4 separate regions of the Mus musculus genome follow, and regions 1, 2 and 3 are each linked to region 4. The links are chromatin loops, found by intact Hi-C in ENCODE. Cell type or tissue: gastrocnemius. All regions are shown on one strand. Links, peaks and the distances in the headings refer to the core of each region. The heading gives the core; the rest is flanking DNA. Region 1 holds the start of Ccdc91 (coiled-coil domain containing 91). Region 2 overlaps Gm36244 (a long non-coding RNA gene). Region 3 has its middle 90 kb from the start of Gm15762. Region 4 holds the start of Pthlh (parathyroid hormone-like peptide).

Evidence for each region. Peaks named below come from ENCODE experiments on the same cell type or tissue, not always from the same donor. Only the 100,000 strongest peaks of a DNase experiment are listed, where the experiment ranks them.
Region 1: it touches region 4 in a loop (7-fold over the local background); 5 of 42 quality-filtered maps call a loop at or near these places.
Region 2: a loop joins it to region 4, with 2.4 times the contacts of the local background. A loop is called at or near these places in 2 of 42 quality-filtered maps.
Region 3: it touches region 4 in a loop (4-fold over the local background); 13 of 42 quality-filtered maps call a loop at or near these places.

The regions. Positions count from the first base shown.
Region 1 is chr6:147,472,577-147,480,232 of GRCm38, forward strand. Ccdc91 (coiled-coil domain containing 91) reads left to right here and starts at 3,295. Exons shown (of 13, transcript NM_025911.2): 1 at 3,295-3,483. Gm6288 (a long non-coding RNA gene) reads right to left here and starts at 3,243. Exons shown (of 4, transcript XR_869623.3): 1 at 2,540-3,243. In gastrocnemius, for the core only: a CTCF peak has its summit at 3,921; DNase peaks (open chromatin) are centred at 3,357 and 3,735; H3K4me3 peaks cover 1,959 bases; H3K27ac peaks cover 4,027 bases.
Region 2 is chr6:147,651,121-147,658,776 of GRCm38, forward strand. All of the region lies in intron 1 of Gm36244 (a long non-coding RNA gene), which reads right to left. Among named protein-coding and RNA genes, the nearest start is that of Gm36244, 21 kb to the right of the region's middle. In gastrocnemius, for the core only: no CTCF peak of the experiment used is centred there; no DNase peak of the experiment used is centred there.
Region 3 is chr6:147,806,587-147,814,242 of GRCm38, forward strand. No RefSeq gene overlaps it. Among named protein-coding and RNA genes, the nearest start is that of Gm15762, 90 kb to the left of the region's middle. In gastrocnemius, for the core only: a CTCF peak has its summit at 4,348 (motif pointing left); a DNase peak (open chromatin) is centred at 4,321; H3K27ac peaks cover 709 bases.
Region 4 is chr6:147,261,023-147,268,678 of GRCm38, forward strand. Pthlh (parathyroid hormone-like peptide) reads right to left here and starts at 2,991. Exons shown (of 4, transcript NM_008970.4): 1 at 2,563-2,991; 2 at 2,248-2,373. The coding sequence starts at 2,348. In gastrocnemius, for the core only: a CTCF peak has its summit at 3,122; DNase peaks (open chromatin) are centred at 2,306 and 3,142; H3K4me3 peaks cover 2,701 bases; H3K27ac peaks cover 2,494 bases.

The DNA.
Region 1 (7,656 bases), core at 1,827-6,826, 210 kb after region 4:
CTGCCCCTGTATTGACTTTGCTACCTACAGTATTCCAAGAAACTTTGTCCCCTTCATGACCACCTCATTCATAATTCATTACAGCTACTTCCTATCTACCTTGGTTACCTTTTACCCACACACCTCTGCTGATGTAATACCCTCAACCTTGAAGAACAAATCCTGAAGTTTTCTATTGCCTTCAGAATAGAACTCTAGTCTTTCTGTGGAGTTTGCAAAACTCTTCCTTATCTTGTCTCCTCTGAAAAATAGACAGTCCTATTTTTCCAGTGTGATTTCACATTATACCACCTGCCCTCAGTGTAATATCTATATTGAGGGTTTTGCAGAATTTCTGATTAAAATGTCCTTGATTACCAAGTGGTGGAATGCAGTAGATCCAGAAACAAAATTAACTTGGACTGTCTTTAGTTTCCTTAATAGCCATTTATGCCCATGTTCATATGTGATCTAACATTCCCTTTTGCTATCAGGTGACATCTTTGGAATGTATTTACTTAGCAGAATACCAGAATCCACTAAAGCTAAGAAAGCCATAACATCTGGAATATATAGGCAGAGACTTCTCTGCTGAGATGTAGCCTGTCTAGCTCACGTCTTCAACAATGTTTGAAAGTGGATTTATTTGACTTTATTTTGTCCTGTGACAATGAAAAGGTTATACCATCTCATCCTTGGTGGAACACATCATTTTACTGTAGTTTGAGTTACTGTTCCCAGGCCACAATTACTTATATTTGGATAGCAATAAAGTATCCCTTATTTTTTTCTTGAATGGAGGCTGTGTTTTACACTGACAGCTGTCACAGCCTGTCTCCACTATCATCTTTGCTTTCACTATATCTGCCTACAAATTGTATCTATCCTACAACTCCAGGTAAGTGAAAACATTAAGTTCACATCCTTCCTTCCATCCTCCCTTCCTTTTCTTTTCTTTCTCTCCTTCTTTGCTCTGTCTGTTCTTTGTTTGGAGCATAGTCCTCTTTCTTAGCTGGATTTGATCCTATTGATTCCTTAGGGCTTGTCTTGAGCTTTCTTTCTAATGAGCAACACTTCCTGGTTAGCCAGGTTGAGAGGAGCACTCAGCGCCTCTAATTTGGCTAGGCCCCATTTCTGATTTGATTGGATCTTTCTCTACATTTGCTCTTTTTGAGGGTGGGAGCCATACTTCTCGTCTCAGGTACTATGGGTTTGTAGTCATATGCACAACAAATGTCTAGAGCAGTGTCAGCTGGCTTGTAGAAGCACTTCGATGAGTAATCAAGATCAAGATTTGTTCTCCAGAAGTGAGACACAGAAGATATGAAAGACCTCCCTTCTTGCAGAAGGGAGTGTAACATGGTGTAGAAGAGGACCAAAGTTCCTAAAGGGTAGAACTAGCATGTGACTCAGGAATTATAGTCTATGTCCAATATCTATCCACAAAGCTTCTAGAAGACTGTTCACAGAAGTACTTCATGTAAGTGGACTCACAAAACATTATGCTAAGTGGGTCAGATCAGGCACAAAAGGTCACACTTTGTATGTAATTAGACATATCTTGAGGAAGTGGATTAATGTTGCCTAGGGCAGGTGTGATGTGTGAAGAGATGGAGGAAGGGAATAACTGCTGAGGAGCATGGAATCTCCTTTGACAGCTGGAAAGAATAAAGTTGATGTGGTGATGGGTGCTTACATGTAAGCATGTTAAACATTTAAAGATAAAATTACCAATTACTTTGTGGGGTTTCTGAGGTGAGATTCTGATGACCGATACACAGTGATCTGAAACTAGAGTGGTGGCAGTAGGGATAAACGGTCATTTTGTTGGGTCAGATGTTTCGATGGAAACCCAAAGGCATTAAAATTTCAAGCACAAAGAGAAAAGATAAGGTGACACATAGATATTGACTATCAGTTTATGAAATGCTTATTGAATGTATTTCCACTTTCTTGACTACTAGACTAGATGTAAAGGAGAAATGGGAAACAGCTTGCTGAGTATACAAAGAAGTGGTCCTTGACTTGGTGCTCAACTGGAAATTAAAAAAGTATATGTGTGTAAGGAAGCATCAAATTTCTATAAGAGAAATACAACTTATTTGTGCAAAGAATGGGCAGGATGGAAAAGGTCAGAAGAGGTGACCTGCTCAGTATTAGTTGTTCACTAAGGACTTCAAGTTGCCCAGCTCAGTGAAGGCATGTCAAGATCCTGTTGATACTTCCCACTCAGTACAGAGATTAAAGATAGTTCAGTCAATTTTGTTCAGTGGAAGGAAGAGAAAAGCAATTCCCAATAATGCTCTCTGTGTGAAGATTAGAAGTTGTCCACAGACTCACATTCAAACGATCAGGGCACTAGGCAGTAAAATATCTTGGATATATTTGGTTCATTCCCAGATTGTTACCACTTGACTAGTTCCAAGTAAATGGTATACGTTCAATAAAAATTAAGTGAATGTTGTCTAAACCATCTGAGAAGTGTGCTACCTGTTGACCATTTCTATGTAACAGTCACGACAGTCTACACAATTACTCTCCCCTTCAAACAAAAACCTACCAAGTGTATGGCATATTCCCTTCAGGAAAAGATGTTGACTGACAGCTTTGCTGTAAGGATGTGGAACAGCTAAAAAACAACTGTTTTTAGTGGAATATGAACGAACTGCTATGAGAGAGTTGATTACAAGTGCTACAGTCCTAGCGCTGAAGATCTTTAAAATCCAGTGGTTTAGAGAAGCTTTCAGCTTGGGCACGTTCAGGAACTTGAGAGTTCCGCTAAGCCGATAGGTCCAGACATCACGTCAAACATTTCTTGAGCATGTCATAGTGCCGGGTGCTTTATTCAGTTCTCACATTTTGGTTGTTTGTAAGAGGCAAAGGCTCTTCTCGTGGTAGATTCGAGTTCTGGACAGAAGAAAAATTCAGATTTGGTAGGTGGTTTTATGGGCCTGTCACTAAGAGAGATTGAGAACCTTTACTAGGAGGTAGATCTTGAGAAAGGTCAGGAAAAGCGTTAAGTCGAAGCCAATCTATAGCAGAGTCAATTACCTGAGAATCACTCAACTAGGAGGTTCTTCTTGTGGCCTAGCCAGCTGAATCTCTGTTAGGAGGAATATCTGTTGAATAGTTTGTTTTGGCTCAGGACAAAAGATAAAGACATGATGTAGTTTTTGAGGATGGTCAGGCCAGTGTATATCAGGTCAATCCACTTCACAGGTCAGGTCTCTCTTCAGATGAGGCTCAGCTGGCCTCCTCTTGGGGGGTCATGTGATGCGCCCGCGGATGCCTGGAGCGCCGCGCGCAGGCCTGGGCGGGCCTAGGTAGAAATCAACTTCCGGTGAGGATGTCCTGGACGCCGGGTGGTGTGTGGGCTGCCCGAACGTGGGTTCCTGGGCCAGCAGTCACCGGGAGGGGGGTGGTTGCGTAGCCGGTGTCCCGGAGCCAGTGTCTGAGAGCCGGGTGTGACGCGCAACAGCGCGGGGAGCACTGCGGTGGGCGCAGGTAATCGGGTGCTCGCCGTCTGGGTCCGGGTCTCGGCCGCGGGTGGGAACGTGACCAAGTTACTGCGAGTCGCGAGGCCGCGGCCGGGCGACTCACGGGACCTGGGTCAGGGAGACACCTCGCTCCCGCCCTCGCCCGCGGGGCCCTGCACTTGGGTAGTCCCGAGTGGAGAGCCATAGTAAGTCCGCTTGTTGTCCGCGCTGTAGTTGCCCCGGCGGAACGGAAGTGTTGACCCTGATGCGGTTCCCGTCGGTGCCGAGCGGCGCACCCCTTCCGGTCTCAGACCTTGGGAAAGCGCGCACTGTGCACTCGGAGTTCTGGAGAGCTGATCGCTGGACACACCCTCAGTGGCGTCTCGGGTTCTCACCCCAGGCGAGCATCGTGCGGAGCGCTTGGCCTCTGTCTGTTACACACCTTTCCCCGCCCCCCCAGGATGCCGCGTCTGCGCGGCTGCCTCCGCAGGAGGGAGCTTTGCACAAGAGTTGTCAGCTGCTCTGACAGCTCTGGGATGGTGAGGCCGCCGTGATCTTGGCCCTCCGCTCTGGGGAAGTGAAGGCTTTGGGCTCAGCTTAGGTCCCTCAGAGGCCGCCCACGAATTCCGACTTATCCCTCCACTGTGCAGACATTGACACGTCTTCGCCCCTAGTTTTAAACTTCCCGGCTCTGTGGAAGGCTATGGAACATGTTTGCATGCTGCGTGGTTGAGGGATTGCCATCTTGTCACAGGGTGGGTCAGCTGTCACCTCAGGATTTAAGACAAAAGCCTGCAGAGTACTCACAGTTTCCTGGGCGACAGAAACCGAGGAGAAGTGCACTTGTAGTCATCTTAGCCACACCTTGTGTTGCTTTTGGGGTTGTTTGAACCTCACCTGTTGGGATAAATGGCTCAGGAAGATGCTAGGTCCGCTGCACCTTGGTGCCACTATGTGGTGTGTTAATGTGTGAAGAATTGCCTGGTGAGAGGTGAGGAAGTTTGGTGTCTCCTAGGATGTCTAGAGATGTTTCAGTGGGCTGGGAACTGTGAACTGGTTGCCTAGCAACACCATACTCCAAATTGGAAAAAAACATAAAACAAAATGAGAAAGTCCAGGATTTTTGAGTTTTTAAGAAAAATATTAATCATCATAATACTTCACAGAAAAAGAAAACTTTAGGAAATCACCTAGAGAAGCATCCATTGTTTGTTCTCTCTCTCTCTCTCTCTCTCTCTCTCTCTCTGGGGTGTGTGTGTGTGTGAGAGAGAAAGAGCCTGTCATCAATTGGGACATTTTATTGAACACCCAGGTACTATCAGATTTGTAAAGAATATAGGATTTTTATTAATAAAGGAAACTTTGAAGGGAATCTCTCTCTATGACACAAGCCAAGTGGGAATCAATTAAGGTGGGTGAGATCTTTCTATTAATGAAAAAGGAGGAAAAATGTTTAAGTTCTAAGGATCACAATCACAGTGCCCTGCTGGCTACTGTTTCCGTATAACTTACCATTAAGTGTTGTCTTTCCTGTAGGATGTAAACGTTTGAAAGGCCACTCTGTATTAATGTGCATGTTAACTTGGTACAGTTTAGGGTTCGGGTTCTGGTTGTCTCCTTTCTTCAGTTTCCAATAACTTGGGTTTAGTTTATTTGAACTAGAGTTGATGTACCTTTTCTTGAAGGACATTTCTTAGAGTTTAGTTCAGGGTAAACTAATTCAGTATGTCTTCGTGTGCACTCACTCTTACAAGTGTGCCTGGTCATATAACATCACCACGGTTTGCTCATTGGGATCCCCCAGGATGGCTACAGATTCATCCTCTGTTGGGTTTTTCCTCTCTGGAGTCATGTAAGTGGAAAGATGAAGCACAGTCCCTTGTTCGTACTTTTTCCCCCCAGAATGCTTTTCTAGCCCTTTTGGTGTCTCCGTAAAAAGGGGACATGGTACTTCTGTCTGTGAGTAGGCCACAGTGTAGTCACTCACTCACTAGTTGGTGGACATTTAGGAGTTTCTGAGTTTTGTGTTTTGGGATGAAGCTGTTAGTAAAAATGCATTTTGGGGGGACAGTCATATTTAAGTCTTTAGAGAGAAAAGTTCTCATTTTCTTTGGTTCAGTGTTGAGAAGCAGGGTGCTGGACCAGGTGGCAGCTGCATGGGTAACGTTTTAGCTCTGCTGTTTACCCTGGTGGCTGCTGTGTGCTGCAGTCCTGCCAGTGAGATGCATGGTTCATGTTGCCATGTGTCAGTTAGGCATTTTAGCTCCTGCTTTAGCTACTTCCGAAGGAGTTTCCTCATGAGTCATTGAGTTTTCGTTTTTTAAATTTGAGGTTCTCAAATAGCCCACTCTGCCTTCAACTGGCTCCGTAGTTGAAGCTAGCCTTGAACTCCTGATCATCCTGCTGTCACCTCCTGAGGCTGGGATTACAGCTGTGTGCCTCCATGCCGGGATCTCACAGATGATTTTGAGATTCTAGTTAACTAACTTGTAAGACATTTTCCTGTGCTGTTGTTGCTGTTTGTATGTTCTTTCAAGAGGCATCCCTCCAAAGTGTTTTGTGAGTTTTTAATTGTCTAATTAAAAAAATCCTATACAATCTGGGCACAAACTTTAGTTTTACATATACATGTGTGTGTGTGTGTGTGTGTGTGTGTGTGTGTGTGTGTGTATAATGTGTATGTATGTCCACAAGTGTTTTCTTTGAGTCTGCCACTTGCTTCTTTTCCTGACACGTGAAATGTGTGAGTGAAATTTCAGTTTTGATGAAATCCATTGGATCAGTTCTTTTTCCTTTTTTTAAAAAATTAATTTGTACACTGTCCAAGGTTGCAAAGAATTTCTGTTTTTCTCTAGACCTTTTCTAGTTTTAGATATTGTGTTTAGGATATGCTGTCAGTTACTCTTCCTTTATAATGTAAGGTGTAGGCTGTGGCTTTCTTTGAGCCTTTCCTTTACAGATGCATGAATTTGGCTGCATCTGAGGGAAACTTTCTTACTGTCCTTGAGCAGGATTCTTGTTGGCACTTTGTGAGAAGGCAATTCACTGTGTACGTGTGGCTCTGTCTCTTTCTGGCATTCTCTTCTGTTTCATCATTCTGTGCATCTCTAGTTTTATAGAATGTCTTAAAGTCAGAAGGCTTCATTCTCTAGCTTGGTTACTTTTCAAATTGTTTCAAATGTTGTAGCTTCTTTTCTTCCTGTATAACTCTTAGAGGCAGCCTGCTTTCTCTATTGTAGGGGTTTGGTTAGGAGTGCGTTGAAGTTATACATCCCTTTGGGGTGGCTGGCATCTTAGGTGTCTTTAATCTGCTAGGTGATTCTGTTTATGCAGGATTTAGGTTTCTCTTAATGTTTTTCACTTTCAGCGTAAAAATCTTATTTCTGTTTTGTTTCATTTGTATGTGTGTTCATTTGCTGCTACTGTAAATGATATCCACACACATGTACATTTCTAATTATTGCTACTGTTATAACTATTGAGGTTTACATGCTCTTGAACCCTACAGTGTTGTTCAACTCACTTGTTAGTACATGTGACCTTTATGGACTCCTTGTGATTGTCTACGTATGCACGTATCCATCCACAGAGGCTGTTTAATTTTGTATTTCCCAACTGTTTGCATTTTATTATCTCATTGCACTGCTAAGAGTTCTAGTTATGCTGAATAAGAAGTCTCAGAAGACATTCGTGACTGGTAATTTTCTTTAAAGAAAACATGTAGTCTATTTTTTCTTTTATCATTTTGATCAGATTGAGGAAATTATCTTTGACTCCTCGTTTGTTTAGAACTTTTACAATTCAATCATAAACAGTTGTTGTATTGCTTCGTCTCTTTGTAGAAATCATTGTTAGTTATGGTAAAAAATTACCCTACTGTTATTCTGAGAAGGCTGCTGCTTACATTTTGGTGCTCTCCATATTGTTTTTCATTGTGAAGATTATTAAGCAAAATTATAAATACTTTATATTTTAATCCCTTTTTTTGAAGTCTTGCATTTTGAGTAATTTAATTTACTAGGGCGATTTTGTACCTTGTTTGCAATGTCATTCTTTACACACGTTTCATTGTCAGTACAGTTATAAATCATTGTTATTCTCTCATTATAAATCACTGTCACTAAGTTATAAATCATTGTCGGTACTATTATAAATTACTCCACTGGAAATAACTTGAAGTCTGTCTTCCCTCTTTATTAAA
Region 2 (7,656 bases), core at 826-5,825, 390 kb after region 4:
ATTTAATACTAGTATTTAGGGCTTATGTTTGGAATGTTGTATATTTAAAGCAAAGTTATTTGCTACAAAGTATATCCCAAGGCATTTTGTTCCTCCTCTTAAATGTGTGAGCTGATGCATGCTAGTGAGTTGTGAGCCATGCCTGAGGAGATTTTATTAGCTCTAAGAGAGAGAGAGAGAGAGAGAGAGAGAGAGAGAGAGAGAGAGAGAGAGAGAGAGAGAGAGAGAGAGAGAGAGAGAGAGAGAAGCACCCAGGTTTCTCTCAACCTTCCCTCACACATTCCCTTGTCTCATCACATAAGAAGGCCCTCACTTTACAGTGGCCTCAGCATTCCAATGCCTCTTAGAAATTTCTGGATGAGCCTCAACCCTAATTAATGCCACAACTTCATCTCTAAAGCTATTTGTGAGTTGGGCAGGTCATATTATAAACAGAGGGTAGGCAGACAGATGAGTGTCTTTTCTTGTAACTTATGCATAGTAACCATGGCGTGAGCAGAGGTTATGCTCAGGACTTTACGTACCTCTCCACCTTTTTCCGCAGTTCTTCCTGACATGATTCCCCTTCTTCCCACAAGGACCAAATACTTTAGTAAGACATCTAGGTACTTATCCATTTATGTTTCCCCTGCAGTTTAGTATGGTAGAGATCCACCCCTGTGGTATGAATTCTCTTACTAGTTACTAAACTACTCATCTTTGGTGCAGTCTTTGTTCAGCAATGCTGTGCTGTTCAGTATCCCTGTGATGAGCAGAGATGATGTGAGCTTGGAATGGGGAGGAGGAAGGAAGCTGCCTTTTCTATGATTAAGCTGATGGTACTGACAGTCACAAAAGAAGTGGATAACCACATAACAAAAAAGCAAGACAAGAAGTGTTAAATTAATGACAAACTGCCACCTGCTGGGGATGGGACTTCAATGAAGATGTGACATCTTCCCAGGAAGCTGGGTAAGCTGTAGAGTGGCCAAGCAACATGGGATTGCAAAGCTACTGAGTGCTGTCCTGAGGATAATTCTAAGTATGGGAGGAACAGATAACAGTGGTGCCCAAACTGGCCTTGGGAAAGTAAGTCCAGGGAGCTTTCTGGGAGATGGGGTGTCTAACTGAGATCTGAGTAGCTGTTGTCTGTGCAGGAAAACAAAAGTAGAAATTGCAGAGATGAGTTAATGAGATTCAAGGCAGCACCATACATGTGCAACCTGGGGCAGCAGCAGCTGTGAAGTAAAATCCAAAGCTATGAATAAAAGCAGAAGCCAAACAAAGCATTCAAGACAATAAAGGTATAGGGTAGCAGTGATGAGAACAAAGCAAACAAAGTAATCAAGTGAGGAAAGTCCACCCGTAGCAGCCCCGATGTTTAAGGCTGGCTGGAAAGGAGCAAAGTGCGTCCAACATGCTGCACATCCACCAAGGTGTTGGATACTGACATCACCTCGGTCATCATGCGGATCTGTTAATAGTATCACAGCTGAGAAACACAGTCTGAAAAGGTAGCCTAACAGGAGTCATTCAACTCATGAGCAGCAGATCTAGGGTTCAAGCTTTGTGTTCTTTCTGTTATCAGCAATAACTACAGAATAAGGTTACCTGAGAGAGGATGGATTTTAATGAGCTGCATGGAAGCCAAATACAGCCACACTTGGGCTTTCTGAAGCCACCCAGAGGCAGGGTAAATGCTTGCACAACTTTCAGGGAGTGGTATGTTTGGGGGGAGAAATTTACTTGGTCAGGCTTCCCAAGAGACAGAGCGTGCAGTCTCAAGGTCAAAGTCTAGAGAAAATAAATAAACTTAAGATAAAATAAACTTTCTAGGTAAGAGACGTTAACTGGAACATGGTGTAGAAACAACAGAAAAGGGGGAAAAGGTTCCAAAGTGAGGATATCAGGATTCCTTGGCTGGTGATATTTGTGTCTGGACCTAGACTTCCTGTGTTCTGCTCAATAGTGATGTCCAGGGGACAGTGGGTGCTTCAAAGCACAGCATCAAAGGAAATAGAAACAAAATCATGTGTGGAGGGAGTGGTTGAGGAGACTAGGAAGAAAATTATCTAGGAGAAGTCCTTGTTTAAAAAGGGTGGAGGGGCCCTTCGAAGTAAGGTCGAGTAACACAAGCAAGACTGCTTCACTACTAGACACTCCATGCATTTCTTTAATCCTCCTGGTAAAATGGTGTGCTACCACCTTCCAACCCTGACTCACACAGGTTCAAGAGGCACATCCAAACAGGAAGGAGAAAAATGTTCCAAATGATGGGTCCACGGCTCACACAGAGCCCTGAGATGTGGGAAGGAAGAGCAAGGCACCCATTAATGGAGTGATCAAGCCTGTGACAGAAACCGCCAAGGATGGTTGTAAACACTCAGCCCACACATCAGAGGTTTCAGGGCCTCTGAAAGGTTGTTAAAGGGCTGGCCACGTAAGGGGTGGATACTCACATAAGGAATGAGAACTGAAAAATCTCATCCAATTCTGAAAAGGGCAAACTGACCTCAGCTGACTCCAGCCTTGCGAAAGGAACATATTTCCAACAGCTGCTCAGAGACGAAATGGGTGACTTTGGTCCGTAAGATCATTTCTACCCCTAATGGTATTTAGGCAAAGACAACACACACATACCAGCTTTCTTGTCTTCCTGGTGGTGGTGGATCAGAGTCAGTGTTCCATAGAGACAATGTATTCCCACCAACTCCCTAAACTAAGCATCCAGATTGACGTCAAGAGACAAATCATGCTAGCAAACAAGACCTGGATTTGAACATGCAAACTGCAATAGTGGAAGTGAGTCAGAACATACCCAGCAAGTCAGAGGTAAAACTGAATCATTAACACCCAAGGGCAAGACAAAGTTTCCTCTCCCTTCAGGCAACTTCTGGTTCAATTCAAACCTGACAGTATGTCAGACTAATCCAAGGCTAGCTTCCTAGCCTACTTGGTCCAGGCATCCCGAGATTTCCTCTTAGCTGGTAGGTGAAAATACCTGTCTCAATGGACACCTGCCAAGGTCAGAGTTCATCTCTTCAGAATTCCTTGGCCCTTCATATTTGTGTCTGGGCCTAGCCTTCCTGTGTCCCTGCTCAACAGGGATGTCCAGGAGACTGTAGGTGCCTCAAGACACAGCATCAAAGGAAACTGTGTGTGTGTGTGTGTGGAGGGAGTAGTTGAGGAACACAAACCCAAGACACATCCAGCATCTCTCCTTCCTGTCTGTGTGACCAGCAGAAGGTTAGCCAACCAACCAGCCAAAACAATGTACAATGCTGTGTACAGCTTGCTAGGATATATTCCAAGATTGTGCCTCAGGGTAACAATTTAAGTGTGGGACATTTAAGAGGCAGAGCCTTATGAGAGGTCCTACTCAATTGCAGCAGATGCACTCTGGGAAGGGACTGTAGGACCACAATCTCTTTTACTTACTGCCTCCACATACAACCACCCCTCCCCGACCTGCTCCCACCTTTGTCCTGATTCAGGAGGACTTGTCTCCTCAGATTTTGTGTTGCACTATTTAAATTTTTTAAAAGCACCTCAAAGCAGAAGTTAAATAAACCTTTTTGTTTCCCCAGTAATGTTCCTTTCTAGTCATGAAAAGCTGATGGTAGTCCATCTACAAGGACAGGATATACAGTAATATCTATAATACAAATAAAGATACTGTACTGTGTTTGCTACAGAAGCATTTCTAGCCCCCCCCCCAAAATTTATAGAACACAAGATGTATGCAGTGGGAGCCAAATACTTAAATCAACCTGCTACTGCACCAAAGCTCAAATTGCCTGTGTAAGCTGAGGGTGAACACAGCTTGGGTATATGAAAGTCATATTTAAATAAAAAAATATAAGTTATTGCCCCATTGTGATAAAAACTGCATGGTACTGGTATAGAGACAGACAAGTAGACCAATGGAATAGAATTGAAGACCCAGAAATGAACCCACACACCTATGGTCACTTGATCTTCGACAAGGGAGCTAAAACCATCCAGTGGAAGAAAGACAGCATTTTCAACAATTGGTGCTGGCACAACTGGTTGTTATCATGTAGAAGAATGCGAATCGATCCATACTTATCTCCTTGTACTAAGGTCAAATCTAAGTGGATCAAGGAACTTCACATAAAACCAGAGACACTGAAACTTATAGAGGAGAAAGTGGGGAAAAGCCTTGAAGATATGGGTACAGGGGAAAGATTCCTGAACAGAACAGCAATGGCTTGCTCTGTAAGATCGAGAATTGACAAATGGGACCTAATGAAACTCCAAAGTTTCTGCAAGGCAAAAGACACCGTCAATAGGACAAAAAGACCACCAACAGATTGGGAAAGGATCTTTACCTATCCTAAATCAGATAGGGGACTAATATCCAACATATATAAAGAACTCAAGAAGGTGGACTTCAGAAAATCAAATAACCCCATTAAAAAATGGGGCTCAGAACTGAACAAAGAATTCTCACCTGAGGAATACCGAATGGCAGAGAAGCACCTGAAAAAAATGCTCAACATCCTTAATCATCAGGGAAATGCAAATCAAAACAACCCTGAGATTCCACCTCACACCAGTCAGAATGGCTAAGATCAAAAATTCAGGTGACAGCAGATGCTGGCGTGGATGTGGAGAAAGAGGAACACTCCTCCATTGTTGGTGGGATTGCAGGCTTGTACAACCACTCTGGAGATCAGTCTGGCGGTTCCTCAGAAAACTGGATATAGTACTACCGGAGGATCCAGCAATACCTCTCCTGGGCATATATCCAGAAGATGCCCCAACTGGTAAGAAGGACACATGCTCCACTATGTTCATAGCAGCCTTATTTATAATAGCCAGAAGCTGGAAGGAACCCAGATGCCCCTCAACAGAGGAATGGATACAGAAGATGTGGTACATCTACACAATGGAGTACTACTCAGCTATTAAAAAGAATGAATTTATGAAATTCCTGGCCAAATGGATGGACCTGGAGGGCATCATCCTGAGTGAGGTAACACATTCACAAAGGAACTCACACAATATGTACTCACTGATAAGTGGATATTAGCCCAAAACCTAAGATACCCAAGATATAAGATACAATTTCCTAAACACATGAAACTCAAGAAAAATGATGACTGAAGTGTGAACACTATGCCCCTCCTTAGAAGTGGGAGCAAAACACCCTTGGAAGGAGTTACAGAGACAAAGTTTGGAGTTGAGATAAAAGGATGGACCATGTAGACACTACCATATCCGGGGATCCATCCCATAATCAGCTTCCAAATGCTGACACCATTGCATACACTAGCAAGATTATGCTGAAAGGACCCTGATATAGCTGTCTCTTGTCAGAGTATGCCTGGGCCTAGCAAACATAGAAGTGGATGCTCACAGTCGGCTATTGGATGGATCACATGGCCCCCAATGAAGGAGCTAGAGAAAGTACCAAAGAAGCTAAAGGGATCTGCAACCCTATAGGTGGAACAACATTATGAACTAACCAGTACCCCGGAGCTCTTGACTCTAGCTGCATATGCATCAAAAGATGGCCTAGTCGGCCATCACTGGAAAGAGAGGCCCATTGGACACGCAAACTTTATATGCCCCAGTACAGGGGAACGCCAGGGCCATAAAAGGGGAGTGGGTGGGTAGGGGAGAGGGGGTGGGTGGCTATGGGGGACTTTTGGTATAGCATTGCAAATGTAAATGAGCGAAATACCTAATAAAAAATGGAAAAAAAAAAGTTATTGCCCCACATATTCATGGTGGCTGTGAAGGTTAGTCGCAAGTCACCAAGGAGACAAGAAACTAAGGCCCTAAGTAAACCTGGTCTAGATCATAGCCATGGAAGAGGACTGTTAGTCTCAAAAGCTGCTGATATTTAAAATTAAGAATTCAATGTTCCATTTGTAGCCAGTGTAGGAAGGCGAGCTTGATGACTCTTGATCTGTCCTGTGTGTGAGTCCTACATAGACAAAGCCTGATGTAGAACTGGAGCCAAACCTACCTAAATGGCCACTGGGACCAAGGAGAGGTAACTGTGCAGCCTTATGTGTGATTGCAAAGCTTCAGGTCACATTCTAGCTACCCCAACCTTTAAATAATTTTTTTCACCTGGCTGTGGTGGCACACACCTTTAATCCCAGCCTTGGGGAAGCAGAGACAAATGAATCTCTGAGTTTGAAGCCAGCCTAGTCTACAGAACAAATTCTAGAATGGCCAGGGCTACATACCCTACCCTCCCCCCAAAAAAATGCTTTTCTCTCAAGAAATTTGGTTTGTGATAAGATTTTGTATAGCCCTCAATTATCTCAAACTCATACATGGCAAAGGGTGATTTTGAATTCCCATTCTCTTGACTCCACCTCAAAAGTGCTGTGATTACAGGTGTATACTACCACATACAGCAAGAAACTAATTTTGGATTGACAAGAACTATATATGTAGCTTCAAATTAGTGAAAAGAACATGGCTGTCCATCATTTGGTTGACACCTTTTCTCTCCTCCTCAAGGTCAGGCCTGGAACTGGGTGTGACACACATCTGTGAGGCAGCTTACCCTCTAATTTTCATGCACACAAGATCAAAAGACTATGAATCAATCACTAAAGTTCATCGACCTAGGACATAGGACTCAGTGCACCTGGGAGGGGCTATCTACATTAGGTTGATTAATGTGAGAAGATCCACTTTAGCTGTGGGTGGTCCATTTCATGGGTTGGGTTATGACTAAATAAAAAAGTATCAGTATGTATCTCTTGGCTTCCTGGCTCTAGACACAATGTAACCAGCTCCTTGTCCTCCAGTTGCTATGTTTCCCACCAGGACAGACCTTGAACCTTGAGTCAAAATAAGCCCTTCTTTAGGTTGTTTATCTCTAGGTATTTTATTATAGCAACAGGAAGTGTAACTAACACACCAAAGAAGAGAATGTGATCATGGCCTATGGAGATAAGTGGTGGCAGGGTCATGGTCATAGTCATGTGTTGCTTGTCCCAGCTATGCAAGAGTGGGCACCTAGTGTGATACTCAAGTGCATTCTGCATAAGAAGTTCAACAGATCTAAAGGCAACAGTACACAACATTTCTGGCTGGTTCCTTTGAGTTACTGCAAGACAGGTATCATGACTTTTGACTCACCCACTCTAGGATACTTAAGGCACTGTTCAAAGGGTGTGCCCTGCTACTGTACCAGGACCCATAGTAAGACCTTGTGCAATAGAATCAGTATGCCTGTTTGAGAAGGATAAATCACTGAATTCTCAGCAGGTAGCTCTTGGCTGCCTGAAAATTACCCTCAAGCAGGTGTGAATTCTGACCCTGAATCTCAGCTACAACATAGAGAGATGGACACTCGTTTGGTGTTACAATGAATAACCAAATATAACTTTCATTTCAAGCAAAAGATGGATTCTTGTTCTGGACAGATTCAGGTTTGTGTTTTGTCAGGAGATGGGCTCGGGTGCTGGGGAGCAGCTTCAAGAATTATAGCATCATGAGTCCATCTTGATGTTGTGATAGCATAAATTATCACACAGGTTACAAATGGACTTATGCTGGTAGCACAGCATTTAACAAAACAAGATAAAGATGTTCTGTGTTTGTTAGACAAACACATTGTTCCAAGGAGAACACTGTGTCATATCTTCCAGAGGCTCCCTCTGCTGTCTGTGGAATCATTCATGC
Region 3 (7,656 bases), core at 1,628-6,627, 550 kb after region 4:
TGTTCCTTTGGCCTGTCATCAGCACCCTATTTGGTGTGAGTGGGCCTTTATTCATACTCCAAGTTAACACAGCACCAATCCACAGATCATGCATCATATTCACAGGGAGATACTCAGGGAAGTGACTTGGTGAGTGACATGGGAGGAAAACCTGATGCACAGTGTAAATTCAAAGCCAGTCTGATAACATTTGGAGACTCACAGGGAATAGACCATGATTACTAAAACATGGTCACTTGAAAGCTTAAAAGTCAAATAGTGTCCAGAAACCATCAGTACCTAGAAGCTTTCTGGGGGCCTCCATGTCCACAGGTGCATTGTTTTGGTGTGACAGTAAACCACCCTGCCACAGAGACTCCATTGTCAAGATGCCTCACCTTTCCTGCTCCTCTCCTACGGCTCCTTCCACTTGGGATTTGTACTGTGGGAATCTGCTTCCTTTTTCATCAGTTCTGAACTTACTCAATTCAACAGAAAAGTGAAGGCCATCAGTGTGCAACTGAAACTTTTTGTCATCTAAAAGCTTTCTCAACCCACTAGGTTGACAGAGTTTTCATTCTTTGACTTCTCACACTCATTCCTAAGTTTGACATTAGCTGAAAGAGACAATGAGTTGTGTTGCACCAATTAAAGTTGCCCTAACTTCTATCAATTGTGTACTTGATTCTATATACATGGGACAAGGACTCTTCCTCTCTGATCATCAAAGGCAGTTACACAAAAGGAGAGTGCAAAAATTGACTCTTGTTCCTTATCATTTGCAGACAGTGAGATAAATGGAATAAAATGTTCCTTCTTTCCTGTCTCTGATACTCTGTGTTTTTATAACTGCAAGAGTTACCTGTCTAAAGTGTTTGACATTTATTACTTAACAAACAGTAAGAAAGCAGACATCTGTGTCTATAGATGGGGGCTGTGTCTCCATCAGTTATAGACAGTTACCTGGAGCTATGAAATGAGGAGTGTGTGAGCTACTGGAAGTGAGCAGAGCCCACATTGCCTTAATCTCTCTCAGGATAGGACTTGTCGGAGACCTGCTTGCCTGCCACCTTTAACCTCACTGCACCCATATACTTGATTTGGGAGAACTCAAAGGGAGGAAAACATGGATGTAGAAGTATCTTCCTCATAAGCAGAAGTGTTTTTATTTTATGAAGACATAAAATAAATGTATACATTAGGATTTCACACTTGGTTCCTGGGATACCAGCAGCATCTCCATACTGGATGGCTTAAATGACAGGCGCACTCTGTCTCGATGCTCAGACTGGGAGTCACCGTGTTTGATTCCTTGTGAGAGCATGAAATTGACCAATCCACACACATCTTCATCTTTGGTTGTGTCTGGAATTGTAAGTTGGGATTGGCACTGGGTTCTTAATGTTATCTTCCTCTGAACCTGTGTGTGTCAGTGTTGACATTTTTCCTTTCTAAGAACACCACCATATTGGATTGGGCCCCATCCCAACAATCTCATTAACTTAGGCACCTCTTTAAAGACTCTGTGTCTATATTAGGACCTATTCTGAGGTACTGGGGATACCAATGTACCTGGTTCTGGACAATAGTTCACCCCATAATAGTCACTAACAAGAAAATGACGAACAGACTTAGAAGTAAAACAAACAAATCTTCATTCTTTCAACAACTGACTCCATCTGCCCTTCAGCTAGTGACATCTGACATCAGTAAGAACTGTGTGTTTGGTGTCTTTTCCCACTTCCAGAAAGTCTGAATAAATTTTGAGGTGAACAGGTGGATCTGGGTCCTTCAGAGAAGCTCTGGGGCAAGGACTCTACATTGTAGCCCAAGATCTGATCTGTTTGGCAGGCACTGGTTGTACCTGTCTGAACTGGCTCACAACAGCACCTCAGACCCCACAAGCATGAGGACCTTGCCTCCACTTTATTCTGGGAAGTCGCCTAGCAGCAGACAGAATAATCTTGAGCCATAGCTGACTGTTGTGTGTTTAATGATATCATGGTCAGGTTTGCAATATGCATGCTGTGTTATATACTCACAGATTTCGAATTGGGCCCACGAGGTGGCTTAAAGGGTAAAAGGTCCTTTCCACCAAGCTTGGTGACTTGAGTTTGTTTCCAGAATCCATATGGGAGAAGGAGGGAGGGGACTCCTGTACAATATCCTCTGACTTCCACGTGTGTGTCAACATATACACACTAAGTAAATAAATTTAATTAGAAATATAAAAATTGAAATAATTCATGATTGTGGCAGAGAAGACAAGCCATCATGAACGTTAGAAAGAAGGAATCTATTCTTAGTACTGCCCAGCCCTGTCTGATCTGCCCTCCACTCCACTACAAAGTAGAGCAAGACGTTCCTAGTGTCCTTTTCATTCTAAATACGCTAAGCCACACTCGTGTCAGAGTGCTTGTAAATCCCATAAATCCCACACAGTTGAGATAAGCTATCTGACAAATGCTAGGTCTGTGTTTTGATTTTAAGTTGACTTCAAACTTTCATTCACTTGAACTCTTCCGTTTGAACAAGGGCAGCACTTGAGCCACACCCCGGAGAGCCAGCTGCAGTGGAAAATAGTCTCCAGGGTTTGGGGTTGGAAGCAAGGAAGAAGAGCAGACAGGGAAGTCTGGCCATTCCTTTTATGTATGTTCGTTCTTCTCCCCAGTCAGTGCAGAATTGCAAAGGAAGTTTCCCCTGAAGGAAACTCCCAGGAATCAAAAACAGTGGGTTTGGATGGCTTTCCCAAAATAGTGGGCTTTTGGAATTCATATCAGGCAAATCAATACTAAACTCACTTAGAATCAGACAAACAAACTGATGATTATTTTATGTCTTGGGCCCTGAGCAAATATACTTCCAGCATTTCTAGTACCTATTAACATTTACAAAGGTCTTTCTAGTGAGAGACAAGTCTCTGGGGAATTGTCCATGGGGAGCTAGCTCATGCCATTTCACACTTAGCATAAAGCAGACCTAACGTCTAAGTTCTGCTGTTGAAACTCCCCTTGTTATCAGAATTCTTCCTCTCCTCTCTCCTCTTTCTCTTTCCCCTCTCTCCCTCCCTTTCCCTGCTCTTCCCTTTCTCCCTCTCCCTCTCCTTTTCCCTTCCTGCCCCTTTCTTTGCCTCTTGATGACTTTAGTTTGTTATAAAAGAATAAAGGAAGTCAGGGATAACCCTTAATCCACATTGTGATTAGCCTGCCAGCAAAATTAGCTCAGGTACCCACTGGCTCAGAATAGGGTCCTTTACTCAAGATGACAACTATCATTAGCCCCAGACAAAAGAAGCACCAGACAGTCCACTTGAGACATGTTTCCAGTGATACTAACTGTTCAATTCCCTGCCTCTTTTATCCTGTGAACAAGGAAGACACTGTCTTCATCTGGAAGCTATCTCAGTCTGAAATCAGCCAGTTCACCTTAGTAATAGATTTTCTCGCAGAGCAATTTCTTACTCACTGGATGGAGGATTAGACCTAAAAATCCTATCATCTTTGAACTGACACAGCACCACACAGAGCAACCTTAAATATGACTCTCTGCTGGTATTCATCTCCCTAACCCAGGTGTCTATGTAGCAGGACTTGTATCAGGTTCTGACAGCCAAAGGTGAATTTATCCCCGAGAACCTTATATTTCATAGAGAAAGATTATAGCTCAGTGAGAATGATGTAGATAGACAGACAGATGAGGAATAGACATCTGGATGATAGACAAGTGAGATATAATAGATCTACCAGTAAAAAATAATTGTAACTCAGTGAAACTAGGATAGATAGATAGATAGATAGATAGATAGATAGATAGTAGATAGACAGACGTATGATTGACAGGTGATGATTGATAGATGCTAGATAGATAATAGACAGATTATGGATAGATTATAGGTAGGTAGAAGATAAATAGGTGATAGATGGACTGATAGATAGATGATAGGTAGATAGTTGATAAGTAGGTGACAGATTGATAGTAGATAGATGATAGATAAATAGATAGATAGATAGATAGATAGATAGATAGATAGATAGATAGATAGATAGATAGATAGATAGATGTACGTTCTTAGATGAAAGGTATGACATGTTGGCTGGAGGAAGATTTGTTCCAGGTTCATGTCCTGGGCTGGCTGGTGAGGGAAAGTCATACCTGCTCTAGGCTTTGAGGATTGGGGAAGAAGGAAGGTTCTGTAAGAAGGAAGAGAGTGTGAGAGAAGCAGATTGGGTGTGGCAATGCAATGGAGGGGGGCCCTTCTGTGGCCTTTTACCTGGAGACAAACTGAAAGCAGTGTGGCAGGTCTTGAATCTTCCACCAGAATGGGAAGCACCTCTCTGTTCCAGCAGCTCAGCAGCTACCCCTACTGGCAAGGCAAAGGCAAAGTTGCTCTCTGGGGTGTTGAATGGAGTTTCTGTCTGCTTTTATCTGGAGCTAAGCGTGCATCTCCTGGATTGCCAGGTCTATTCCAGCCTTGTCCTGCCTTTCCCCTAGCTAGTTAATGGGAAAAGTACATGATATACCACTGCTCACCTTTCTTACTGCTGTGACCAAATACACAACAAGAAGCAACTTAAAAGAAGAGGGTTTTTTTTTTGTGATCATGGTTTAATGATAGAGCCCATCATGATAGGGAAGGCATGGCTTTTGGAGCATGAATTAGCTACTCACGTGGTATCTAGGAAAGAGTGGTGAAGGCTACAGCTCATTCAGCTTTCTAATTTTTCTCATTTTTATTCAGTGCAAGATTCCAACCTCAGGGATGGTGCCATCTACACTCAGAACAGGTCTTCCTCCTCAATGAAACCCCCATGGAAAGACCCTACACACACTAAAACATGTGCCTCCTAGGTAATCCCAAATCCATTCAGGCTGACAATAAAGATCCACCTTCCCAGTGTCCAATGGCGTGTTTGTGGTCTAGTGTGGTACTTGGAAAACTAGGGATTTATGGTTGAAACTGTCTTTGTCAATATAGAGAGCTATGTTTGGAACCTCTGTGGAAATGGCTAAGGCTGCTCAACAATTCTGGGTTCTTCTCAGTTGATCCCATATGCTTTATCAACTTGTAAGCTACTGTGGAACAGAGACACCTCACACAGAATGTACTCAACTCTAATTAATCTTCATTATCTGTAGTTTTCATTCTAGAAAAATTACTGTGTGGCAGGACCTTCTTTCCCCATTTCAATGACTGATTCATTCATTTTTGTGACTGCTTTTATTTACTTATACACCATATATCTTATGTTTGTTTGTTTGTTTTATTAGAGGAATTCTTGCTTTGCAGCTTTATTGACAACCTTGTAGCTGAGGCTGGCCTCAAATCTGCAGCAATCCTCATGCCTCTGGCTCCTAGGTACCAGGATGCTATGAGCCACCCCACCTAGATTATTGAGCCTTTGACACCAGTTATGTGCTGAATATTTCCACAAACACATTACCAAGAGGGGGAGGTTTTATTTTCAGAACTGCAGATGTGTATAAGAATTCTCATGTTTCCCCCAACATCCTATCGACTCAGTTTTTCAGTATTTTCCGGAGGAAAGTTCTGTTTCATTCCTCCACAGAAGTTTTGTCTTACTGGGTGATAAAATGCCTGACTGTCCAAGTTTAAGGTGACGGCAGCAAGCTAATATAGGAAATGTTTCACCTTGGAGATTCAGTGGAAAATGCATGTGGTGAGGAAAAGGAACCTGGGTAGCATGGGTTTGGCCTTTCTGACAAATCCAAGGTTTGATATCAATCACGATTCTCCAGCACCCACGTGGTGGCTCAAAATCATCTGTAACTTTTCTTCTGATTTCCAAGGGCCAAAAGACTCCAGGAAACTGTAGCTTGCATAAAAGGCCCATCTTCTGGCTTTGACATTTCCTAGTGCTTGAGGTAACGATTCCTGTGGCGACAGTTGTGCAAGCGTCCATCCCAGCACATGTGAGAGATGACATGGAGGAGTGGAAACAGGGGCTGAGGACCTTCGCTGCTTTGCTCAGAGAGGTCAGTCAGCCTTTAGAGTCTGCAACTGTGTTACTCATTGTGATGGGCAGCCTTCACCTCTTCTGGACTCCCACACAAGCCCAGAGAGCAGGAAACGGCAGTGGTTTCCTGTGGTCAGGTGAAGTAGATCGTTAGCTTGTCGTAAGTAGTGTATTGGTGACTAGACTATGTATTTTGTTCCTTTTATTATGCATCTTTCCTTCTCTACTCTCTTGTTGAAGCACTTAGGTAAAGTAGACCTCTTAGGTATCCAAAGCTGGGTACCTTCCTCTGTGCATCTTGCGATAGGCCTCAGTTTATGATAAGTACCAATATCACTAAAGAAAACAAGGATGGAATGCAGACTAGCCGCTAGGTCAATACTCATGCCATTTACTTGCACAAGACGGTGCCCTCATCTTTCTGAATTGATGCAAGAAAGCAGAGACATTTGCTGACGGCCTGCACTCCCAGCTGGCTAAATGGAAGAAGAGCCTGAGCTGAGACTGGATGGAGTTGGACAGAAGGAGAGAGGAAGAGAGAGGCCAGTGCTGTTGTTGGGTGTGGTTATGCTTGTTAGTGAAGGACCCCTTGGGAGGAGAGTGGGAAGGGACTGGAAAATTGTACTGCCAAGAATAATGGGCACTTTGTGAGACATCTGAATTATGTGAATGGATGTCTCTTCCCATTGCTGTCTACATCTGTGTAGTACTGTATCTTGCACATAAAGAAATGCCTTCAAATGGCACTAGAAAAGGGTATTGAGACTTGTTAGACAGATGTGGGATTGGTTTTCAGCTCTACCACCCACTAGCTTTGCATCAGGAGCAAGGTATTTGATATTAAGCCCCAGTCTCTACACATAACCCATGGGGAGAACAGAGGACTCTCTAGAGTCCTCTGAGAAGGCAAATGAGAAACCTTTCTTGGTGCCTAACAAGAGAGCAGACATCCAAACATTGTTAGCTGCCTTTGTTTTCCCTTAATAACTACAAAAACTAGCCCCTAGCAAACCACATCTGGGAGGATAAGAACTTCTAAAAACCAGAATAATTTCAAGAATGACCCCTCTTAGTTCTTAGTCTCTCTCTCTCTCTCTCTCTCTCTCTCTCTCTCTCTCTCTCTCTCTCTCTCCCTCCCTCCCTCCCCCCCTCTCTCTCCCACCCTCCCTCCCTCCCTCTCTCCTCTCTCCCAACTCTCCATCCTCTTGCTTCCTCCCTCCTTCCTGCCCTTTCTTCCAAACCCCAAAGTTCCAAAATAAAATACACTGGGTAAAGTTTCTGTAGTTTGGAATTTTACAGTGCCTGCATGCCAGAGCTTCACATAAAGTGCCTGGATTTTGCTCTTGGGGAATCAGTGTCTCTAAGTTGCAAGTAAAATGTGAAGAGTTTTCTTCTCCTGGAGCCATGGAAGGATGGCTGATGTGGGATGCCAGACAGATAATTGGACTGCACAGACAATAGCTATTATTACAATTGCAAACCCATGATGACTGGCAGTTGCTGAGCCACTCCATACCCTCTAGGAAGATATTGACAGCATCACTTCTAAGCTGAACATCTTCAGGAGCAAACAAGGGGACAATGACTTCATCCCCAAAGTAAAGAAAATGGTTTGCTTGCTTTAATTTAGCCCTACTTAACCTTCTTGGCTAACCCATAACACAACCCATTCTACAATGTGGAAGTGCCCTCCCCATTTCTT
Region 4 (7,656 bases), core at 928-5,927:
AATAGACCCAATCTGGCCTAAGCAAGACAGCCAACGATGCCTCAGGCTTCTCCATCACTCGGGGTTCCCTTGCTATGGCAAACATGGAGAACCTCTAACCACTGTATTTGTCTACACAGCAGCCATCCACACCAACTTTCTAGTAGGCAATTTGATCATGAGCTAGTCATTACTATTTACCTTCCAATGGTGTAGGAAGCACACCGACAATAGTCTCCTGTCTCTAAAGAGGTACCAATCTTTAGCTTAAAAAAACAAAATCAATATATCTTAAGCAGTGTTCCTAAAATTGGATATTACAATTTGACGGTAAGTTAGAATTTCTTTCATGGAGCTAGCCTGATCTTGGGAAGTAGTCCATAAATGTTTTGTCCAGCATGTGTGCAAAAATAAAGAGTTTTTAAAAACCCTCCATTTGGCTATGATGATTTTAACTCCCTCAAAAAAAAAAAAAACCTCCATTGTGATGTGATGTGCTATTAAGCATTAGGTGTGGTAGTGAGTATCTCACAGTTTTATTAACCATGGCCAAGTGTGAGCGTTTAACTACACTATTATATTTCACCTACAAACAGAACGAGAGCAGAGTCCCTAGCTGCCGAATGGTTTCTGAGGAGTAGTTCTATAATATGCAACAAAGAAAGAGTTAAAAACAGCTGTAAGGACAGCTTAGTGCTATTTTTATTCCGTCATTGTAGACTCAAGCATGGCTCATTTACTCTCTCTCAAAAGAGAAAATAGGTATTAAGCAACTTTAAAGAAAAAGTTGGCTCTGTTCCAAGACAGAAATTCTTATCCAAATAAATACAGTATGTAAGTGTGCTTTTTTTAAAAAAAAATTTCAGCTCATCTGTATTTATATTTGGATGTTAGGTAATTGAATTTCACACAAGTCTCAAAAATGAGGGAAAAGTCTCAAGACAATTTCGAGAAGTAAGCCAGCAGTGCACTCACTCTTGGGACAATGCTGCCTTATCTCCAGTACAATGCTCTACACAACTTGCCTTAGGAGATTCATAATAGAGTTTCATTTTCGTGCCAAGATCCAGACATGTCTAAAGTAATTTCATTTAAAGATTTTCTGCCGAACTAATAAGAATAGACCAGAAGCAGGCGCTGAACAGTCGCCTTTTTGTATACCCTCGGGAGTTTACAAGAAGCACCAGGAACCTGACTGTAAATATTAGGTAGATATTGCTGCTTCTCTTGTGAGGTGAGCAAGTCCTCCTAATGCCTTCTCCAGAGCCAAACGACTCATTTCTTAAACTTTATGGTTTTCCCATCTTGAACAGAGTCTGTGCTAAGAGAGCAGCCCTAGACGGTATTACATCGACATCGATGAGACAGACAGATTCAAGCATGCCTACTACTTCCCAAACACTGCGGCGATATTTTGCTGGTGTTCTTAGATGTATTCTTATCTCAAAGTCAAAATCACTCTTTAAGAAATCAAAAACTCAACCACCAGCTGAGAATGCCGAACTACAAGCTTTCAGACCACAATGCAAATATTTCGACTCCGGATTAAAGAACCGTTAGCAATAATTCCAGGAAAAAGAAAGTTTCCACGCCTAAAGTCCATTTTGGAGACAAGCACACCCGCCTTCCTGAATGGTATCGATACTAAAGTTGGACGTTTGCCATTAAAAAGTTGTTACTACTAAATTATATAATATGCTTTGTTATGTAACACAGTCCTGTTTTATATGCTTAAAATTATGTCATTCATAATAAAACTAGACACAACGTTTTTGCTTTTCACACACAGACTGCCACCCACATTTAGACATATCCACTCGCTTGTGTGCGCGCACACACACACACAGACACAGACACACAGACACACACACAGACACACACACAGACACACACAGACACACACAGACACACACAGAGGCACACAGACAGTTCCTGAATCCCCCAGTTTCCTGCTGAGTTTCAGAACCTCTCGGTGGATAAAGTAACTTTGGTGGTTCCCTGCAGACAGATATCTTGCCGGCCCAGGTTCTGAAAAAGACTCCCTCTTATGGAAAGGCACATCAAACTTGTTTCGTGCCTGTCCATTTTGGGGTCTCACCAGCTCTCTAGATGGCTTTCCTGGGCTCAGCCCCTTGCTAGCAGGTACCCCGTGACTGTGTCCAACTCAGGTTGGGACCATCAGGGACCCCTAGGCTTCCTCAGCATCGCCCGCCTCAGCTGGCGCTGGTCTTCCCCACCCCTCACCCCAGGAGGAAGACCGGTACTTACAGCCTGCGGCCAAGCCCCTCCACCGAACGCCCGCGGGAGGGCACGGAGTAGCTGAGCAGGAATACCAGGACACTCCACTGCTGAACCAGCCTCCGCAGCATCGTGCCGCTCGCTGGCTCTGGGGACCTGCAAGAGTGGAACCCGAGGGTCAGTCCCGGCTCTCCATCTCTTCCTCGCACTGCCCCGCTCCCTCTTTTGGAACCCCGTGGCTTCCCAACAGCCACTCCAAAGTCGAGGGCATCTCACAAGTTAGGAGGAAAAAAGAAAACAAGAAAAAGAAAGCAAAAAAGTGTCTCCGAGCCCCTGAGCACTTACTTGTGTAGGAATCAGCGCCTCTAACTGCGCCTCTCTCAAACCGCACAGGCAAAAAGGGACCCGAGAGGGGAAAAAGCAATCAGAGAGCTTCCTCTGAAAGAAGAGCGAAAACCGGGCGTTTTACATAGGCGTCGGGGATGCGTGGCGCGTTGCTGTGGCTCCCATAGCAATGTCTAATTAGTCTTGGCGGCAGCACTCTGGGTCGTGGGGCAGGTCAAACCCCTCTTCAAACGCGGGTGTTCCTCAGGAGTCAGCTGTCCTGCGCACCGGGCCTCTGGGTGCACAGCCACTTGCGGCAGAGCGCGTATATATACATAGCTGTCGGTCTACCTCCTTCGGTGGGCTGGTTGCTTCCGGAAAGTTGATTCCACAACGCCCTTGAACAAGTTGCAGGCGCGCGTGTCGTGGATGCGAGGGCCAGGTGGCCGCGAGGGCGGGTTCCGGCAGCGGGGCGGAGCGGCCCAGCTGGGGCGGCGCAGGTTGGAGAGTAGCTGTGAGCCCAGCCCTGGAAGGTTCACACGCTCCGGGGCCAACCTGCTGAGAAGTGAGCGAGTCGCAAAGAGGTGGCGCCCGAGGAACGCGCGCCGGCGGAGCAGGCAGGGGTGAGCGGGCCGGCGGGGGCGGGGAGCACAGGGGAGCCCGGAGCCACGGAGCCCCACCCCAGTCCTGGCCCGCGTGGGCCGATCTGACGCTCTCCTCCTCCTGAACCGGCCTGCTGTCGCCTGAGTGGCAGGTCCAGGAGTCCAGGTCCCTACAAACAGCAAGGAGGAACCCCGGGTGGCCTGAGAATCCCAAGAGTCCCAAGCTCGCTTGCAAGCTCGCATTGCACTGCATTCCTGCCTGGTGTGGCCTTCTCCTGGGGAGGGGACTAAACCTAGCACCCAGAAGAGCAAAGGCGATTTTGGGTCTTACTGTTTGGGAAGGGTTGGGGACATCACGTCTGGAGCAGGTCCTAGAACGGGTGTGTGAGCAAGGAAGAAGACCCACTTTGTGATCACAGACGACCTGGAATGCGCAGAGTCCTTCTTTCTCACCTTCTTCTGATAACCTACTCTATGTCCTGATAAAGATTCACTGAGTGCCCATTTGCTTCAGCTTCTCAGTGCTGCTGGGCAGGGAGTGGGGGTGGGGGGTGGGGGAGAAAGTTGTGAGTTACTGATTGTGGGTCTAGAGGTGTGTGTGTGTGTGTGTGTGTGTGTGTGTGTGTGTGTGTGTGTGTGAATACTAGTTTCCCCCCAGGTCCTAGATCACGCTGAAATGAACATGGGAACCACTCAAAGAAGTTTGCCTTCTAGACAATACTGCTGGAAAATTTCATCTGACTCTCTAGGAGGCTAGTGTCACTCAAAGACCTTTGTCAGACCTGGGCTGTGATGCTCTACAGACTTCTGGGGTGGGTACTCCTAGGACTTCTCACCCCTCCCCTCCCCTAAGCCTTGCTGCTCGCCAGCAGTTAAAGCTTTCAGCTGTCTTGGGCGGGGTTCCCTCTCATCAGAAGCCCTTGTCTCTTTCCCTTGATTCCTTTAAACTTCATACTTGTAAAAAAAAAAAAAAAGTTGGCTTCTTCCCACCTTAAAAAGAAACCCGGGAATTTCCATAACGTCCTTTAAGTGGTTAAGAATTTGTAACTGTTAGACATGTTTACATGGCACGAAAAGAGAAAGTTTGAACCTGTGACACTCTGTGATAACCCTTCCCCAAAGATGCTGGAGCCCTAATTGATCTGGAGTGGGGAGCCCCATGAGAGGAAAAGAAGGGACTCACAAAGCAACCATTCTGCTGCGTTTCCTGAGACTTGCTTAACGTTAAACATGATATTTGCTTCACCACCAAGAAAAAAAAATCCAAAGGTACTTTGCCAAGTCTCAAATTACTTTGACTTAAAAATACTCCCCCAATAAAAGGCTGAAACAAAAACTAGACACACTGTGCGTTTAAGGCTGGAATCTATACACTACTTTGATTGATGTTGTTTTTTTCCTAATTAGACAAAATTGACCCTCCTTTCCCCCTTTTCCTTTCTCTACCCCATCACCCACCATCTTTTCTGAGGCTAATGGAAAAACATCATCCATTTTAAAAGAATTTCCTCTCCTGGAAACACAAAGAGAAACTATAGAGAAACTATGGACAATGAGGAATAAGTAGCTTTATCTCCTCAGAATTAAACACTTTCTCATGCTGTGTTACTTCACTTTTTCCTTGAGTCACAAGCTCCTCCACATTCTGACCAAGGAAGGGACATCCTGTCAGTCTCATTCAGAAATATTTGTTTTGTAAAATCAAGTCTTTAATGAATGAAAAGCTTTGTGTAAGTGGTCTTTTCCGTTGTGAGGAAGCAGGTCCTGCTCCAGGCAGACCGAGTTCCTTTCTTGATGTAGAAATTATCTTTAGTGTCAGCCTCCGATTCTTTGCCTTGGCTGCAAAGGGTGTTTTATGACATCATAATCTAGATTACGATCTTGCTAAGGTCACAAGGCAGCAAGGAAACAAAGTGGGGACCCAACCCCCAGGCTTATGAACAGGTCACGTGATTGATCAGGTGACAGGTTTGCTTAGGCTCCCTGTCACACAAGCGCACCTTGACAAGCAAGAGGTTCTGAAGGTCTGCCTCTGCCAGTCCACACTCATGGGAATGCTGAGCTCACGAGCAGTGTCTAGGTTCCCTACTCTGTAAATGATGGTTTTCAAAATCCAGCTTTCAAGGAGGGGCCTCGCACCCATAAGTTCACGGTGGTCACCAGTTTATAGGTATTACCCGCGTGTTTCCTCTATGGAGAGAAGCTAGTGGAAAACTCAAAGTTTTGTATTCTGTACTTCCTCTGTCTTCCTTTTGAGCCAAACAATAAGCAAAGAAATAAACATTTGATTTATGCGTTTGAGTAATGCTTTGGACTAGCCACCAATTCTCACATCTGTCTGCCAGTAGCTCCAAGTCAGGTCTCCAAAATTCCACAAAACCAAACAAATGTACACATCCTTTCTCTCCTCTGGTCACTTGGCTGTTGACAAAAGTTACCCCTTCGAGTAGCATCCACGCTTGATTCTGTGGGATCACAGCTCCGATGACTCGCCCACTGAGGCAGGAGGAGAAGGCTAGGGCTCAAGGCTGCCAAAAAGAAAGGGAATAAGGCTTGAACATCCATAGAGGAGGAAGTCGCCTGCTCATGATCAGCTTGTGGTTAAGTGAGGCTAAAACTCTGCTAATACCTGGAACGCCACTCCAGGGAGGGGCTGAAGAGTGTGCCAGGCTGCTGAGATCCTCCTGTGACCAGAAAAGTGGACCCCACACTTTTCCACATCCATTTAAACCTTGGAAATGCTCTGCTTTCTCCAAACATGACCTGAAAACCCAGCTAGGAGATGCTTTTCAGAGCCCAAGATGATTTGAGATACAAAGGTCTTAGGAAAATGGGTTCTCTAGGTCCCACACTTGTGTACCCTCATTCCCATGGCTAGCAGGAAATATCTGAGGAGAAGGAGGAAGGGAGGGAGGGAAGGAGACAGGGTGGGAGGGAAGGACAAAGGGAGGGGAACAGAGAACATCATTTGGGCTGCTGCTCACTAGAAGCCTTTTGCTGAGTCAAGTTCTTGGCTCCCTTGAGCAGACAGCTCTGGACTTGCATGTGACCACAAATAGGATTCAAAGACACCCCCTGTTCAAAGGACAGTCACACCGTCATCACATCTCTTGCCCTGCTGCAGAAAGTTCTAGCTGTGGTCCAGTTCCATATGAGCTGCCTAGAAGGTGGCATCCCCGGGTGAGACTGGGACCTTGGAGCATTTACTTCTTTATCCCATTGTCCTCCCAGTCCCCTGGTAAAACCAGTCACCTTGCAGTCCCTCCTTGGGGCAGCCCCTGCACTAGGTATCTGCTTTCTCAGGCAGAAAGACTTCTGGACATGGGAAGGTAGGTGAGGCTTTGCATCTGTTTTGTTTTGAGCAGCTCATTGTATGGTTCTGGGACCTGCCTGCTTTTTCAGTTTGTCAGAACTAAGGCCATGACAGTGCATAGCCTCTCTTTTGGATCCCTTTGACTTTGTGGGCCAAATATAGCAAGAAGAGGCCAAGGGTACTTGGGAAATCATCTAGGGTAGGGAGAGTTATTACAGCAGCAGAGTGGCTGAGTGCTTGCATCCCCATTTCCAGGAAGGGGGCAAGTTTGACTTTCATGGATCTTAGACTAAATGGAAGCTTTAGGAGCCTGGGTCCTCTTACCTTCATTTACCCAACATTCCTGGGCTTTCTTGGCTATGCCTCCTAAGCTTCTAGACTCCCCATGGCCAAAGATTTGCCCCAAGCAGAAGAAATGAGGCGTTGTTCCTCTATTGCATCTTACAAAGGGGTGGGGAATGTTGGGTGCCTGGTAATGGCACAGCTCTTAGAGAGTCACTAGCCTAATGCATGGGTGGCCCTCTGTTTCTCCCAGAGAAGATTTGGGGGAGCAATGTGACTCAGGGACAGGGGCTCAGGATATTCTCCACATCCTCTGAGATGGGCTGTCTTGCTCCAAGTTAGAAGTGTAATAAGCCCCACAGAGATAGTGAGGATAAATTCTCTATAGACTGGGACTGAGAAAAGGGTGGGTGGACTGCTCCCCTTCTCCCAGGCCAGGGATTACTCCTTCCTGCTACCCTCCCCAGTTCCTTAAAGCTCACCATCGCCAGAGGTCCAGGGCCGCCTGCTTTATGTCGTTTAACACACAGCTGTGCAGCCAAGGAGGGGTGAGGGTCTGCGAGGGAGAGTAGAGGAAATGAAGGAATGGTTGGAGGTTCTCTGTGCCAGAGGTCTCCATATGATGCTTAAAACACAGTGACTCTAGAAAAGATCACGTTTCAGGCAAGGATTTGGTTATTTAGTCCTGCTGCCTGCCCCACACGTATGCTGCTTGTCTGGCGCTGGTGCGGATTGCAGAAGGGTGCAGAGTGAGGAACTCTTTTCGGGGCGTGGAATCCACCCTGCGGGTGGCTCCTTTGGAGTTTGTGAGCCGCGCAAAGCTGGCTGGGGCAGCAGTGAGCTGTCCATGGTGGTTAGGACGACTTGACGTGCGTGCAGGCGATCCCATCCAGCCCTTAGCCCCAGAGCACAGCCTGG